Regions from separate parts of the Homo sapiens genome. Here region 1 is linked to region 2. Evidence: chromatin loops called from intact Hi-C (ENCODE). Cell type or tissue: sigmoid colon. All regions are shown on one strand. Links, peaks and the distances in the headings refer to the core of each region. The heading gives the core; the rest is flanking DNA. Region 1 has its middle 5.0 kb from the start of JAKMIP2. Region 2 overlaps JAKMIP2 (janus kinase and microtubule interacting protein 2).

Evidence for each region. Peaks named below come from ENCODE experiments on the same cell type or tissue, not always from the same donor. Only the 100,000 strongest peaks of a DNase experiment are listed, where the experiment ranks them.
Region 1: a loop joins it to region 2, with 2.5 times the contacts of the local background. A loop is called at or near these places in 1 of 110 quality-filtered maps.

The regions. Positions count from the first base shown.
Region 1 is chr5:147,785,531-147,789,935 of GRCh38, reverse strand. No RefSeq gene overlaps it. Among named protein-coding and RNA genes, the nearest start is that of JAKMIP2, 5.0 kb to the right of the region's middle. In sigmoid colon, for the core only: no CTCF peak of the experiment used is centred there; no DNase peak of the experiment used is centred there.
Region 2 is chr5:147,686,812-147,691,216 of GRCh38, reverse strand. The region is part of intron 1 of JAKMIP2 (janus kinase and microtubule interacting protein 2); the gene reads left to right. Among named protein-coding and RNA genes, the nearest start is that of JAKMIP2, 94 kb to the left of the region's middle. In sigmoid colon, for the core only: no CTCF peak of the experiment used is centred there; DNase peaks (open chromatin) are centred at 1,546 and 2,076.

The DNA.
Region 1 (4,405 bases), core at 101-4,100, 99 kb before region 2:
AAACAAAAAACCACACAAAACACAAAACACAAAACTCAAACTCTTTCATTGTACATTTTTTCTAACATGGAAGTGTTGGCAAGCTCCAGGCTCCCAATTTCACACTTTGGATCAACTGTAAGAAAGAAATCAAATAGTAATAAAATGTAAATACAGGATATGAGTTTATCAGCCAGAAAGCTGGCTCATAAACATGTGAGACAGATCATGAAATCTGTAAATGCCACATTCCGGCAACCCTTTTGTCCATCAGTCTCTCTGTACCTGGCATGTCTTTCAAAGGAAAATAAGTACTTAGCTGTTTGAGGTACCTAAAAGATTATTTGGGGGTCTTGAGGTGGGAGGTATTAAGAAAAATGTTCGAACACCTGGGGTCCTGAAGGAAAAGACTAAGGCCCTCAAGGCTTTCATAAGAAATATTCAGATCCAGGGAAGGGCATTATGTAATAGAATAGCTGGCACTAAAGAGACCCTTCTACATGCCAGACTTGTGCTCAGGTCTTTACAAACATAGTTCATTTACATCTCCGCTTAATAGCAAAGGCAATTATTATCCTGGCCTCATAGATGAGGACAATGAGGCACAGAAGATATAGTTACGAGGTCTCATGGTTAGAAGGTAACAGGATCAGGAGTGTGATCGAGGAAGAGGCCAAGCTAGCTGTGGGAGAAAATGCATTCTGAGTGGATAGAGGAAGGCCGTTTCCTATGGCAACCCACTTCTAAGGTCCTTGGGAATTTTCTGAACGAAAATCCAGGGCCTCACCTGCCCTTTTTAGCCAAGTTGCTTTCATTGCAGTAGCATAAGCTCAGTGATGGTTTGCCTGATCCACTGACAAATTGTTCATGCCTGATTCTCAAAAGCACTAAACCTGGGGAGGCACAAAAAGGAGTCCCACAAGTTGAGCATTTAGAACACCCTTAAGTTTCCCCACATTTTCCCAGAGCCAGTGCTCTGAGGCCTTTACTCATTACAGAAGGTAATAACTGAACCTTGACAGCGTATCCTTCCAAATGAAAGAAGTTAGTTGTCTACTTAGAAGTAATCCTTGACACCTCCCTCTCCCTCAACCTTAACAGCCAATCCCTCAGCAATCCCCAGAATTCTACCTCTAAAATGCATTTGAAACAGTCCAATTTTCTCCATATCCACCCTAATCTAACAGGTATCATCTCTGGCCTAGATTATTGTAGCATGCTAACTGCATCCACTTTCACCCACCACCAGTTCATTCCACAATGCTTTAAACCAAATTTAAATTCTGCAATGGCTATTCATTGCAATTAAGAAACTCCAATTAACTTACAGTGGGCTACAAGGTGCTGAATGATTTGACCCCTGCCCACCTTCCAAACTTCCCCTCATGCCAATTTCACCCTTGCTCCCATATTTCAGCCTTCAAAAGTATTTCTCATTCCTAACTTTCTCTTCAGAGCTCATCCATCCACATGAAACTCTCTTTTCTCAGCTCTTACGTGATTGGCATAATTCAAATGTCATTTCTCAGTTTGAATGTCACTCCTCAGTGAGTCACTCTCATTTTCCCTACCCTCAGTCCTTCTTCATCCTTTCTTTCCTTGCTTCATAGTACTTGTGAAAATTTGCTACTATTTTAGTGATTTGATTTTTGTTCTTTGGCTATCCCACACATTTGACTCTGAGCTCCACAGGGGAAAAGCTATGTCTGTTTTTTCTCTGTGCAATGATGTGTTTATTGTACTCTCTGGCTCATGTTCTCTACTCCCAGTGATGTAATAAGACATTTTGAGTCCTTAAGCATTGTAAAAATTATGAAAATTATGGTGCTTCCCATAAATGACTAAAAATAAAAACTAAAGTTACAATAAAACTTATACATACACTGAAATTAAACTGGCTTTTATTTGTAGAATTTCTGATTGTAAAATCTTGGAAAAGGTCATTGAAACAGAAGTTTTCTCATTTCTTTGGTGTCCCTGATTTTTTTGTAACCTAAGCCCATGTGTTATCTCCCATGGTAATATACAACTGTCCAGGACCTGAAAGGGAAAAACTGCTTCTCATTTCAGCCTCAGAGCAAAAGTTTGTATTATCATGTAAATCTTACTTAATAAATCTGTAATGCAGCAGTAGTTACTGTGAGCATCATACCTCTTTTTCTACTGTTAGAAGAATTAATCCTTCAGCCTGTTTTCATTCATTCTTATCTCATACAGCTTGTCAGCTCCATAGCTATTGACAAGCCCTAATCCCCTTAGTAAATTAACAGAAGAAAAATGGAAGAAAGAAGTTCTGTGTTTACGTGTGTTGGGAGATGGAGAAGCCAGATTATTTTGACAAACATGTAGGTGGCACATAATGGGTGCCATGTTCTGTGCTAGGTATTAGGATTAAACAACATTTAAGCAGCATGCCATATTCTTTCATATATCAGGACCTACATGCGTATTCCATATCACCTGCTTCCATTTCACCCCACAATCTCTCCAGTAATATCTTCCCTGGGATTCCAAACTACATTATACTTTTCTTTTATCTGCTGTCAGAGCTGCCTGATTTTCTCTATTGTAGTGCTCAACATAATTTATTTTAAGTAATTATGTAATCTCTCTTTCCTCTTAGACTATAAGCTCCATGAGGGGAGTTCTCATGCTACCTGACTCACAGCTACATCTCTGGTACCTAGTAACAGCACACAATAGAAACTAGCAATAAACATTTCTTAGATTAAGTAACATTAAATGAATGGATGAACTTTAACCTTGACCTCAAAGGCTTGCACTAAAATAAGAAAGACAAAGGAAAGAATATTTACCATTCACCGTGTTAAGTGTAGTTAGGATGTGTCACAGTACAATGCTAACCCTGGTATCAGTGAAGATCCCCTGAAGGAGTTGATGGATACATTTTAAAGGTTGAAGAATTGAGGCAACAAAGGAACCTCAAGAGGAAATGGACTGAGCAAACACAGAAGTGTCTACTTGTTATGCAAGGAGTCATCTGTAAGATCATTGGCCATAAGAGTGTAGAGTTCATAGCAGAGTTCTTCTAATATATTTGCTTACTGATACTATTGATAAAGGACATACAGTGAGGTCAGAATGAGATCCTTTATTCTTAGCAAACTCAAGAAGACCCTTACTGCTTACATTTAATGTTCTCTGTAAATGTATTACTATATTAATATAAATGTATACTATATTAATAATCCTTTATAAAGGAGGCAGGGGATAAACAACAGTCACTTATGAATGCCTTTGTTTTTGCCCCCTTTTTGGGGGAAATCAGGCTTTTGACTAAGTGTGACATAAGCGTCTCCAGAATTCCTCATTATCTGTTGACAGCTGGTCTGCAGCCATTAACAGCAAGCTTGTAGAATAACCCCAAGTGATCTGAGTGCTTTGGAAACATCCAGAAAAATGTGCTAGGCATAACCATAGTTAATAAAATTGTGTTTATAACCATATTGATATGACTTGTCATTTATTACGTGCCAGGTACTCCTTAACATTTTGCACACAAAAACTTCAAAAACGACTCAATGGGACCAAAGACTTCCAACAACCCTAGGAGTGAGTTTGGACTCACTTAACTCAGCCAAGCCTTCATATGAGATGGCAACCACAGCCAACTGTTAAACTACAACCTCATGAGAGGCTTTGAGCCAGAAGCTCTGAGCTAAGCCACTCCCAGATTTCTGCCCCACAAACACTATGAGATAATAAATGATGTTTCAAGGTGCAAACAAATCCCTCAGAACAATAATTCAGTGGGGTAGGTACTGCTATCATGTCACACAGATAAAGAAACTGAGCCACAGAGGAATAAAGCAACTTGTCCAAGGTCACTCAGAAAAGAAATGGTAAAGCCTGGACCCAATCCAGGTAGTCTGTCTCCAGAGCCCACACTTTGCAGCTTCCTCCCATTATGCTGTGGTATCTCCTGAAATTTTAATGCCACTTTTGGAGCCAAGACCCATACCCTGTACTTTTTCAGACATCCCACAGAATTCAGAAGTCAAAGTTGTAAAAGTCCCAGGAGAGGCAGACAGTTTGGTCATAATTAGTACTATTGGCCAAGAAGCTCTTAGAAGAAAATCAGGGTTTCCCAAAGAACACCATGCCTACCCACTGAGGACATGTTAGATGACTTCGAACATACGTGAGCAAACATGTTTACTTTCATAACTGTGTATTTTTAAAATCTGTGTCAGATAAACATTACGTTAATATGCATGTGTGCTAGATGAGGTAATTAGTATAATTATCTAAGTAATTATGAGAAATATCAACAATATATCTGAACAAATGATACTATATGTATTATTTTATTTTTTTATATATATATAAATTACAGAGCCATGATTCAATGCAGATAGTTATTCTTTTATTTATTTACTGGTCTATTCTTCAACAAATATTTATT
Region 2 (4,405 bases), core at 180-4,179:
ATATGTTTACAGTGGTTTATGGGTAACAGTGTTTTCTCATATACAATCTTATGCAATGCTTGTGTCTCCTATCCCACTTTTAAAATAAAACTCATGTATCTGGGGGATGAGAGAGTTTTAAAATACCAACCTCCCTATCTGCTAGCACTTTGACTGGAGTAGTCCGTCACATTAACCAATCTTGAGAAGGCTGAATGAGTGGGTGAGATAACCCATGAGGAAAAGGAGACCAGAATAGAGCTTCAGGCACCTACCCCCAGGAAGGTGTTGGAGACAAGGGAGAGAGGAGAAATCCCATTTTCTCCCAGGACCCATCCTGTGTACCCAAAGGGTCTCAGCATTTCCAGCAACAGATCCAGGTATATAATTTGTCAGAGTTGTGGTCAAGGTTAGGTTTATCCAGCAGAGGGCCACACAGTATGCGTCATGCAATAGCCACGAAGCACTGGAGAAGGAGCTACACACTCACCTGAGACACATTCCCCAGAGGGTTTGCAATGAACCATGTGAGGCATCCAGGAAGACTTTTTGATCCCTCAGTGAGATGGACCCTGTTACCTCATATATCTTTCCAAAATGTTTTTATGCATGTATGTACCTATAGGTCCACATAGATGTGTGTGCATATGTGCATATATATATATATATATATATATATATATATATATATATATATAATCTCTTTAGTTTTTTACATGAATGACATTATACTTTGGACTTCATTCGTCATCTTGCTCTTTAAATGTTTTGAGGTGCAACTAGCCTCATTGGTTCATGTAGATCTTCCTATGTGTTTTTAAACTATTGCATAGTAATTTATAGACTGGACATACCACTTTATTATGCTGGTCCCTTTTTTATTTTTGTTTTTTAAGCTTTTTTTAGGGACAGGGTCTCAATCTGTCACCCAGGCTGGAGTGCAGTGGTGCCATAATAGCTCACTGCACCCTCAACCTTCTGGGCTCAAGTGATTCTACCACCTTAGCCTCCCAAACACCATGCCTAACAATTTTTGTTTGTTTGTTTGTTTGTGGAAACAGGGTTTCACAATGTTGCCTAGGCTGGTCTCAAACCTGTGGTCTCAAGCGATCCCCTCGCCTCAGCCTCCAAAAATGCTGGGATTACTGGTGTGAGCCACTGTGTCCAGCCCAAGCTGTTCCCCTTTACATGGACAGTGCATTGTTTCTAATTTTTCACTATGACAGTGTTGCACAGGTGTGGGCTAGATCGTCATGAAGTCTCTCATTATTACCTTTTAACATACTATGTAACTTACATAGTTATCTTGCTGATTTTTGTTTCACTCTGCTAGAGTATAAACTCCAGGAAAGCAAGGATGTTTGTTTATTCTATCCTCAGCTCTATCTCCAGCCCCTAAAACTGTGTATGCAGTGAATATTCATTGAACAAATGTGCTATAGCCATATTCTGCAGCCACATATAGTTATGGTGTAACTATTATCCTCTTAATAGGAGGACAGCTCTCTGAGGGCATGGACACCCTCAGAGTGTTTTAGCTGCAGTGCCTGGCACAATGCCCTGCTTAGAGTGAGAGCTTTATACATTTTAGGAACAAACAGTAACGTGTACTGTTTAATACATCATCAGATCAACGTGGCTCTGCATCTCAGCTCAACTTACTGATCCCATGATTCTGATGAAACATCCACCCAAAAAGGATTACCATCAGCTTGCATCTAGTCCTATCACCACCTCCCTTGCTTCCACTCTCTAAGCCGCTACCATCTCCAAGCTGGATTTTTGCAGTGACCTCCAAACCAGTCCGCTTAATTCCACCCTTATGCTCAGTCTTCTCCTTTTACTAGAGCAGTCAGAGTAAAATGTTAAAAGCTAAGTCAGATCAGGGCACTGCCCCTCTCAACTCCTCCTGTGGCTTCCTACCCACTCTGAGTAAAAGCTTAAATCAATGCAAAATGGCCTAAAAAGCACAGCATGGTCTGCACACACTGCCCTCCCATTACTGTCTGCCCTCTCTTTGGCTGCTGTCCTAGCTCACTCATTCCTCCAGCCTCCCCGGCTCCCTGAAGTTCCTGGAACTTGGACGTCTGTGCTCACTGTGGAGCTCTTGTACTATTTCCTCACTACCCTGGCACGCTTTCCCCCCCAGGCATCAGCCTTTAATCAAATAGCAACTACTTAGGCTTTCTCAGATCTAAAATCACAACACCACCTGGATCCTTCCTGTCGACCTCTGTTCTGTATTATTTTTTCCCATAACACATTATTATTATAATCTAGCACAGTATATTTACTTAGCATGCTTATTATGTGGGTCTCCAACTAACATAGCAGCTCCATGAGCCAACGATGTATGTCTGTTTTATTTATTCACTGCTGTATCTTCCATACCAAGTACAGTGCTTGGCAGCTATGCAGCATTCAATACATATTTGTTGAAGAAGCTGATTTTAGAACAGAGCACTTATTTGACACATACCATGTGAAACGCTTTACCGGCCTTATTCCATGTATCTTTTGCCACCATCCTTTAAGGGTGGGACTATAGTGATGCGGTTGAGAGAATGGGCCCTAGAGTCTAACAGCTTAGATTAAATCCTATCTCCATTGCTTACCAACACTGAGCAGAAGGTCAATTATTTATCTTCACTAAGTCTCTGTTATGTGAATGATTAAAAGGGAAATATTAATGACTATTATTTATTATTATTAGTTGCATTTAATCAGACTCTATGAAGCAACCAGTGCAACATCATAAGAAGTTTTTCAACCACAACCCTAGATCTAGGCACCAAATCCCCTTTTATTTAATTATCTATCTCATGTGATCATTTTACAATGCAATAGCTATGTTGTGCATACGGTTTTGCAGGATTAAAGCACTCCCTTGCCTGAACCCTATTTCACATAGGAAAAATATTAACTGCTAGTTTATAACCACCCTAAAAAATGGGATTTCTAAGTGAAAAGCCCTAAGCGATTAATTCAATCAGTGCTCAGAACATTATGACAATGAATGATACATAGCCTTGTGTTAAATCTTCATAATGCTCTGGACAGCAAATGTGTTTAGTGGCCTTACACTTTGACTTCTATAGAACAGGACTTCTTTGTAAGTCATCTGAGAGTTCTAAAGGCAATAATAGATATGAAAAAGAGTGTTGTGTTTCTGGTCCTAAGAGAAAGACAAGGACCATGCAGCGGTTAAAACAAATGTTTTGGAATCAGGCTGAAGTGATTTTAAATTTTGTCAGACACATCAAAGGCTCTCAAAAAACATTAACTGAGTCAATGAATGGGTCCTACGCATACAAGTTGCATGACATTGGGCAAATTTAAAAGTCTTCATTTTGTGTTTTATGTAACTGCAAAATGATACCTACTTCATGAATTTGTTTTAATGAGTTAATACATGTACAGTGGTAAATACTGTGCTTGGCATGTAGAAAGATTGCAATAGAGTTATTATTAAATAGCTTATTTCCATTCTGCAGTTGAGAAAATAGAATTGTCTTCTCCCAAATTAAATGTTTTACCTGTCGTGTGAAGGGTAAGAATAGACCAGTTTTAATATCAGATATAAAAATGAGCCCTTTCTAAATTCTCTCCTCCTTCTGCATGTTACCTGCAACTCCAAGCTAATCAATAGTCTTGATACATCCATAATTCTTACCAAATTTTCTTACATAATATTTACTCAATTCTTCTTTATTGCCAGGACCACAGGGCAAATCCTCTCTCATCTTTCAAGACTCAGTTTAGCCATCCCTTCTGTTAGACACACTCTCTGTCTTTCCCAGGGAGTTGGAGCTCCTCCTCTGAGTACCAGTAGTGCCTCGTTTGCTTCTCTGTTTCAGCACTCATTACATCTTCAGGCCTGCAGTTCATTATTTACATGTTGGTCTCTCCCAGTGGGGAAGAGTTGTAGAGAGGATTCATAAATCATACGTTCAAGGCTGGAAGATGACTTTTAACACTCACCTCAGAGCATTAAAAAGATAATGCATGTAAATAGATTTGCACAGTGACCAGCAGTAGTAAATGGTCAATAATGACAATTATGATGATGATTAGCAGTAGTAGTAGTAGTATTCATCTGTCACAGTAGGAGGTGAGTAAGTGGATGAAGAACAGTAATTATCTTTACAAGTGCTATGATGATCTAGAATATTATAGGCCAGGACTCCAGGGCTTTGGAATATCAAAGATTGCTTACTATACAAAAAGAAAACAATGGCTCCCAGAATCTTCTGAGATTTTAAGATATATAAGAAAAAATTATGAGCCCTGGAGATTTGTTTTTCCTAATAAGTTGTCTATAGAAATAGCTTAAAACTTAAAATGAGAAATTATAATTCCTAGTTTCATGTGCCAGGTAATAAAGAAAATGCTGGGAGGAAAATGTGTTTCTCAAATATAAATTTCT